3 separate regions of the Mus musculus genome follow, and regions 1 and 2 are each linked to region 3. A link is a loop called in an ENCODE intact Hi-C map of the cell type or tissue named here. Cell type or tissue: heart. All regions are shown on one strand. Region 1 holds the start of Alkbh5 (alkB homolog 5, RNA demethylase). Region 2 overlaps Myo15 (myosin XV). Region 3 overlaps Drg2 (developmentally regulated GTP binding protein 2).

Region 1 (2,500 bases), 79 kb before region 3:
CCCGCAGGTCGGTGTAGCCGCTGGCGGCCGCCATGGCCCCCGCCAACTCAACTCTAGGGTCCTCCGCGGCGGTCCGGCATGGCTCTCAGGGGACCCGAAAGGGACCCGAAAGGGAAGCGAGGGTCCTCAGTGCCAGGCCCCCATGCGTGGCTCAAGGGACCAAAGGGGTAGGCGTAGAGGGGCCGGGAAGGGGTCGAACCTCAGCCGCGGTCGGTCATGCAGCACCAGCTACAGCGGGGCTTCCTCCTCCTCCACCTTCTCCGCGTCCTGAGGGAAAAAGGCGCCGGCAGCGCCTCATGCCGCGGAGGGCTTCGGCCAAGACTCCGCCAGACTCCCGGTCGGACCCTCAGACGCCCGGCCCGGCCCGCACTTTAAAGCTCTCCTCACGACGTCACCGCCAGCCCGCCCGACCTCCGACAGCGCCGCTCCTTAGCGGGCTTCTCGACGCGCGTGCGCACTGCCGGCGGCCACGAGACTCCACGTACTTTGAGCATGCGCGTGCGTGCCGCCCAGTCGGCGGAGAGGCCGGCGCATGCGCAGACGAGGCCCGCTCGTCGGCCGCCGCCCCTCCCCCCACCCGCGGAAAGCTTCGAGAACAGCTCCCGAAAACAACAATTTGCCTGCACGCCAAGCCGCCTCCGGGGCCGAGGGACTCCACCCGCCGGAGTGTGCTCGCGGTGTCCACTGGACAGCGCTGCCGCGTCACGGCATCGTGCGGATGCCCGCAGACGCCTCAGCTTCCAGCGCACAAATCCTCGGGAATCGCCACAACCCAGTCCGCCCCGTGACCGCCCCCTTTGGAGCTTCCACTTTCTTAATTGGACTGCCGGCCACGCGTTGGGCAAACACGGACTGGAGTTTCCAGAGTCGGTTGGTAAATCATGCTTGTCAATCAACTAGTCTCCTTGGCTACTGCGTCCATCACTTAATTAGCTTCGGGCAGAAGCTCGAGGACCCCTGAAGAGTGAATGGGTGGCTAAGTAAGTGCCTGAATGGAGTTCTCGGCGACGAAAAGCCCTCAGGACTCCGGTGAAGCTTCGGAAACAGTGGAAAGTTAAAATTACGGGCAGGAGAGCATCAGGCCCAAACTGTGGAGCAAGCCAGGACAACAAAAGCTGGAGGCGCGCGGTCCGGGCACCCACACCCCATTCCCGCCGCCATCGCTTCCCGAAGCGGACGTTCCACAAGTCACGTCCCGGGACTGCCCACGGGTCGCGCAGCCGCGGGCACGCGCACGGGCACGTCACGTTCCTACTGGGGTTGGGCGTTGTTATAGGGGGCGACAAAAAGGCTTTCCTGTCTGAAGGGCGCAGATTTACCACGGATCGGTCCAAATTGGAAATATTCTTCAGACAGAAAATAAATAAATTGCACAGTGGGATGGTAAATGCGTCTCAGCACTCTGGAGACTGGTTGGAGGATAGCTCACAAATTGGATGCCAACCTAGGCTACACAGCGAGCCTCTGTCTCAAAACAACTACAACAAACCCAAACAATAAAAAATCCTGAAGCGGAGGAGAAAGCCTGAACAAAGGTTTAGCCGTGCTGGAGGTCCCTGGGCACTCCAGCAAATAGGAATAGCAAAGAGGTTCTGCTCTGAACCTCCCCAAGATGAATTCCAGCTTCCTTTTCTGGTTCCCAGTCCCTTTTCCAGTCTTTGATACTCCGTCAGATTTTCATATATCGCCGCCCCTCCTGGCTGTCCATGCTGTCTGTCATCTGTAATGCCTGTCCATCTACAGTGTCTGTCACACAGCTCACCCCTTGTCTTCCAGGCATCCCAGAGTCTGGTGTGTAAAACCAGGAACCAGTACTTACCTCGAACGGTGGTTGTGAGGATGGAATGACGCAGCAGAAGGATTGCTGATACAGCATCCAGACCTCAGTCTTCTAATCTGAAAACTGAGGGTGGCAGCAGTCTCTGTTGGAAAGTGGGGACTGTGTGGTAACTTGGAAAAGTTTGTGGAGTGGAAAGCCAAGAAATTAGGGAATCCAGGCCACCCTCTCTCCCAAACAGCAGGCAGACAAAAGGGAAATGGGTCTGGGGATTCCCGGGGCAGCCCCTTGGGCCCAGGTGACAGAGAGAGGGTGGAAGGGCAGCTGCAGGTAGAAGATGGACTGAAGGGCAAAGCCAGCTGAACTGGACTTGAGCCCGGTCTGTACTGTGTGAACACCTGGTGGGTCTCTTACCTGAGCAGTTTGCCTGGGCAGATTGAAGCTTTTCAGGAGCCCAGCTCTCTAAGCCTCTGATCTGCCTTTCATGGCGGGAGCTCTTTACCACTGCACCCAGATGCACCTAATAGCTAAGGTCCCCAGCTCTGCTCACCCAGGCAAAAATGACCCTCTTTGGGTACGGTGCACACCTTTAAACCCAGCACTAAGTTTTGTGTGTGTGTGTGTATGTACCTCAGGAGTTCAGGGCCAGCCAGGGCTACATAGACTGCCTCAGAAAAAGATTTTTTTTTTTTTAAGCGACTATCCCATAGGTTGAACTCTCCA
Region 2 (2,500 bases), 68 kb before region 3:
TGGTACCCATGGACAACATCATAGAACTGGAGTTACAAATGGTTGTGAGCTGTTATGTGGATGCTAGGAATTGAACCCAGGTCCCTGGAAAAACAGCCAATGTTCTTTTTTTCACCAGCCAATGTTCTTAACTGTTGAGTCATCTCCCCAGCACCCCAAGAGTCACTTGGTCTGGAGAGGCTGAGCATCTACCCTCAGGGCATGGAGCAAATCTTCTGGCGGGAAGCAGTGAAAAGGTAGGCCACGTCACAAGAGGGTGATCTCGCTGGGAGGCAGTGTGAGCCGCTCCTCCCGGGCGCTGAGCATGGACTCCACATGCACAGCCACCACGCGACACAGCTCCAGACCCTGCAGAGTAGGGGACACAAAATAGTCTCTCTCTCATCCTCTCTCTCCCCCCTCCAACCCCCCATTTCTGTCTCTGTCTCTGTTTCTGTCTCTGGTTTTTTTAGAGACAGTGTTTCTCTCTGTAACAGTCCCAGCTGTACTGGAACTTGCTTTGTAGACCAGGCTCACCTCAAAGGTACAGAGATCTACCAACCTCTGCCTCCCAAGTGCTGGGATTAAAGGTATATACCACTACCACTGCCAAGCCCAGGATTTTACTACATGTAAATCCTTTAGATTTAAAAACAAAACAAAACAAAACAAAAACAAAAAACAGTCTGAGGCTGGAAAAATAGTTCAGCAGTTAGGAGGGCCTACTGCTCTTCCAGAGGACCTGGGTTCGATTCCCGGCACCCACATGGCAGCTCACAACTGTCTGTGGATTTAGTTCCAGGGGATCCAAGGCTTCTGACTATTCTGCAAACAACCTGTATCCTCCCCCCACCCCCCAATGCACTGCTAAACTGCTTCCTGGGAAGGCCTTCACAATAGCTCACAGCTCTCTTCCCTGTACCGGAATAGTTTGCTTTCTGAGGCATAGCCCAGGCTGGAGAAGAGCCCAGTGCTTAGAATGAGAAAGCCAGAGCATCACATGACAAGGTCTGCTGGCAGGATTGGACTTACCTGCTCCAGCTGGAGCTGCATGGTCCGCTGGGCTGCCACATCCCCCAGGGAGATCTCCACATACGGGTAACTGGAATTGGCTGTGGGCTGCTGAGTCCACGTGGACTGGATCTCCTTCAGGGGAATCTTCACAATCAACTCCTGGGGATGAGGACAGAGGGGGCAAACAGGTGTGAGGGTGAGGTGGTCTCTACCATGTCAAACCTTCCCCTGCAGGTCAGATCAGAAGGCAGAAGGCCCAGCTCTATGTCAGTTCCTCAGATAACACATCGGCTTTGTGACTTGGAGCAACTCACCTGACCACTCTGGACCTCAGCTTCCTCACCAGAGGAAACTGATTCAACAAATACTGATGCTTCGTGCTTGAGATGCAGAGGGTAGTGGGGGCTGTGGGTACTCCGACCTTTATATCAAAACTCATTTATATCAAAACTCATTCTGAAAACACCCATATCCCTTAGCAAAGAGCTTTATTTCTGGCCCCCATGCAGAGGAAGGTAGAATGATATACAGTTAGTACCACCCCAGCTACTGAACAATTGAGTTGTAGACTGAGGATCATGGCAGCTCCTTACCCCGGAAGAAAAAGCTCACCTCTACTCTTGGGGGGACAAAGAGGCTCGTTCTTTGTCCCCCATGTCTTGTGGGGACAAAGAGGCTTCTTCTATATTGTCTCCCAGTATCTCCAGCCAACTGTGCACCTGACCTTTCTCCACCACACTTCTTTCAATGTCCCCTAGACTCACCTTTGAGCAAAGCTTTTATCCCAAACTCATAATGCAAGTTTTCTGGTGTTTGTTTTTTATTTAATTTTCTTGTTTGCTGTTATTGTTGCTTTGTTTTATTTGTTTTCTTTTAAGATTTGTTTATTTATTTATTATATTTAAGTACACTGTAGCTGTCCTCAGACACTCCAGAAGAGGGAGTCAGATCTCGTTACGGATGGTTGTGAGCCACCATGTGGTTTCTGGGATTTGAACTCCTGACCTTCAGAAGAGCAGTCGGGTGCTCTTACCCACTGAGCCATCTCACCAGCCCTATTTGTTTTTCAAGACAGGGTTTCTCTGTGTCTCCTTGGCCTCTGCCTCCGGCCAACCCTGGCTCTTCTGAAACTTGGTTTGTAGACCAGGCTGACCTTGAACTCATGTAGTTCCACCTGCCTCTGCCTCCTGAGTGCTGAGACTAAAGGCACCAGGTTTGGTTTTAAGAAATCTAAGAAGTCTGGCATGGTCGCGCACGCCTTTGATCCCAGCACTCGAGAGGCAGAGGCAGGCAGGCAGGCAGATTTCTGAGTTCGAGGCCAGCCTGGTCTACAAAGTGAGTTCCAGGACAGCCAGGGCTATACAGAGAAACCCTGTCTTGAAAAACCAAGAAAAAAAAAAGAAGAAAAAGAAAAAGAAAACTAAGGAAAGTGTAGCAAGTCTAGCTCCTTGATGGCTATAGAAAGCCCTAGCTCCCGGGGACCTGACTATATTTGGAAGCAGGAAGT
Region 3 (2,500 bases):
AAGTGAGGTCAGCCAGGTACTTCTCAGGTCCCCAGAAGGGCCAGTACTGCAGGGTATCCCCACATAGGGACAGCTACCTCAGATGCTTATATAAGGAGCACTTGACAAATGCAAACACAAGCACCCCTCTTTCACATGGGCCCGGCACAGTCTACTTACTTCAATGACCCCAGGGATGCACGTCAGGGTGGTAAACTCATAGGACGCAGCTTCGCTGGCTGTAGAGGTCATCAGACTCAAGAAGGTGGACTGGGAGAGAGAGAAAGGAAAAAAAAAAGGCCACTGCCCAAAGGAGTCTTAACTCAGTTTCCTGGGTAAGTCTCTGTGAGTGGACAGAGTAGGAGCCTTCCTTGACCTTAGATTGAGGACTTGGCCGAGTGTACAGAGTAACTTTTCAGACAAAGCATGGTCTCTAGCCCACAAACACGGACTGGCACCAGAGTCCATGGTCTTTGGAGGCCTCACAACTGTCTCAGGTAAGGGACCTGCCTCCCAAGCTCTCCCCGCCTGTTCCAGGAGCCTTTCTCCGGCTCTACTGTCCTAGTGAGCCTAGAATTCTGAGCATGCCGCTGCTCTGGGGCTGTACGGGGAACTGCACATAGAGAGTAGTTGGTGCTGAGAGCCCTGGCTGCCACCATGCACAGTGATGATGCTGAAGGCTAACCTTTGGGCACATTCCCGATCCTAGATCAGATGGGCCACCCTGTAAGACAGGACTCGTTAGGGGCACACTTTCTTTTGAGGACACACTAATTATAGAGGGGGAAAAAACAAATAAAATATGCGTAGCCTATAGCAAGTACCCAAGAACAGGTGCCGTGGCTCATCCGCTCTGGAGCGCTGCTTTGGGATGGGCAGCCTCCTGTGCCCATCTTTGCTCTGATATATTATCTGTATACCAGCAAACCTGCTAACAAGTAAGCCAGCGCCTCAGTCTTGGTTTCCACAACCATTCCCCCCAAAAGGAAACCAGGCCTCCTCGGAGAAATGGCAGATCCTAGACTAGGGCAGGGAGTAGGTCAGATGAGACAGGCCTCTGGAGCGAGGTTTGGCTGAGGGACACATGGTGGGATTGTGCTGAAGCAGACAGTTCCAAAGCTAGGACTGCACTGAAACATCAAGGTCATCACATCATCGGGCTGGGACTGTGGCTCAGGGGCACAAGGCCGAAATGCCCAGGACTGAAAGGGGGTGTGGAGTTGGGGCTAGGAGCCGAATCAGTAAAGTGTATGCTCCCATAGCACTCATGTAAAGAACCTAGGAGTGGTCCCATAATCTCCACCGGGGAGGTGGAGGCAGGGGGAGTTCCTAGGATTGGGTCAGAAAGCCTGGTCTACTTGACAAGGTCTAGGCCAGCAAGAGATCTTTCTTAAAAATCAAGGTGGAGGGGCTAGAGAGATAGCTCAGCAGTTAAGGGCACTCATTGGCTGCTCTTCCAGAGGTCCTGAATCCCATTGGCAGCAACCACATGGTGGCTCACAACCATCTATGTGATCTGATGCCCTCATCTGGCATAGAGGTGTACATGCAGACAGAGTACTCAGAGATATAAATAAATAAATCTAAAAAAAAAAAAAAAAAAACCTCCACAAAAACCAAAAACCAAGGTGGAGAGCCTGAGAAATGACACTGGATATTGTCCTAGCCTCCACCCCTATACATATACACGTGCACAAACAAACACCCTCAAACACATGTACCCACACACATGTGAATAGAGAAAAATAAAACTAAAAATCAGGGCTAGACAAGGTGAGGCACACCTTTAATCTTAGCACTCAGGAGGCAGAGACAGGTAGGTCACTGTGAGTTTGAGTTTGAGGTCAGCCTGATTTACAGAGCCAATTCCAGCCCCTGCAGAGCTACACAGTGAGACACGGGCCTTGAACCAAAACAAAAAGTAAAAACCAAAGTATGCTGGGGCTGCCTAGAATCAGGGGAACAGGGCAGGTGAATATGGTGAGGGAAGCCAGGTTAGTAGAAGTTAAAAGAGCTATGAATCCAAGCATGGACACAGACAACAGCTTGCCCTTAATGCATGGGTTGTAACAAGGGTGTTTCCTCAGGTAACAGTGTTACCAATAAAGAAACAGTTATCAGGACTCTGGCAACTCTCTGCAACAACAACAAAAATCCAAGATCATTCTAGCATTAAAAACCTATTGTCTCTCAAGATGGCTCAGCAGATACAAAGTATTTGCCACCAAGCCTGACAAGTTGAGTTCTATCCTATGGACCCATAAGGTAGAAGGAAAGAACTGACTCTTTTAAGTTCTCTGACATCCAGTGTGGCACGTATTTGAAATGTATTAAAACCTTATCTGCCCTGGCAAAGATGCTTACTTAATCATACCACATAAAATGTGAGTCAAGATAGGACATTAAACTGAACCACTTTCCAGAAGAAACTTTCTAGAAGACTCCACAGTGACATCATCACTTCACTTGTAGCCAGTCTGTGTGCTAGCTCTGAGGCCCAACTTCTCTTGACTCTCATCAC

Evidence for each region. Hi-C counts contacts between places; a loop is a spot of excess contacts. Peaks named below come from ENCODE experiments on the same cell type or tissue, not always from the same donor. Only the 100,000 strongest peaks of a DNase experiment are listed, where the experiment ranks them.
Region 1: it touches region 3 in a loop (2.5-fold over the local background); 9 of 42 quality-filtered maps call a loop at or near these places.
Region 2: it touches region 3 in a loop (2.1-fold over the local background); 8 of 42 quality-filtered maps call a loop at or near these places.

The regions. Positions count from the first base shown.
Region 1 is chr11:60,535,957-60,538,456 of GRCm38, reverse strand. Alkbh5 (alkB homolog 5, RNA demethylase) reads right to left here and starts at 774. Exons shown (of 4, transcript NM_172943.4): 1 at 1-774. The coding sequence starts at 34. In heart, a CTCF peak has its summit at 1,283; DNase peaks (open chromatin) are centred at 476, 816, 1,196, 1,916 and 1 weaker place; H3K4me3 peaks cover 2,448 bases; H3K27ac peaks cover 2,500 bases.
Region 2 is chr11:60,525,172-60,527,671 of GRCm38, reverse strand. Myo15 (myosin XV) reads right to left here. Exons shown (of 65, transcript NM_001103171.1): 64 at 1,012-1,152; 65 at 1-348. The coding sequence ends at 247. Among named protein-coding and RNA genes, the nearest start is that of Alkbh5, 11 kb to the left of the region's middle. In heart, no CTCF peak of the experiment used is centred here; a DNase peak (open chromatin) is centred at 1,041.
Region 3 is chr11:60,457,191-60,459,690 of GRCm38, reverse strand. It overlaps Drg2 (developmentally regulated GTP binding protein 2), which reads right to left. Exons shown (of 13, transcript NM_021354.2): 3 at 160-249. Among named protein-coding and RNA genes, the nearest start is that of Drg2, 3.8 kb to the right of the region's middle. In heart, a CTCF peak has its summit at 1,494 (motif pointing left); no DNase peak of the experiment used is centred here.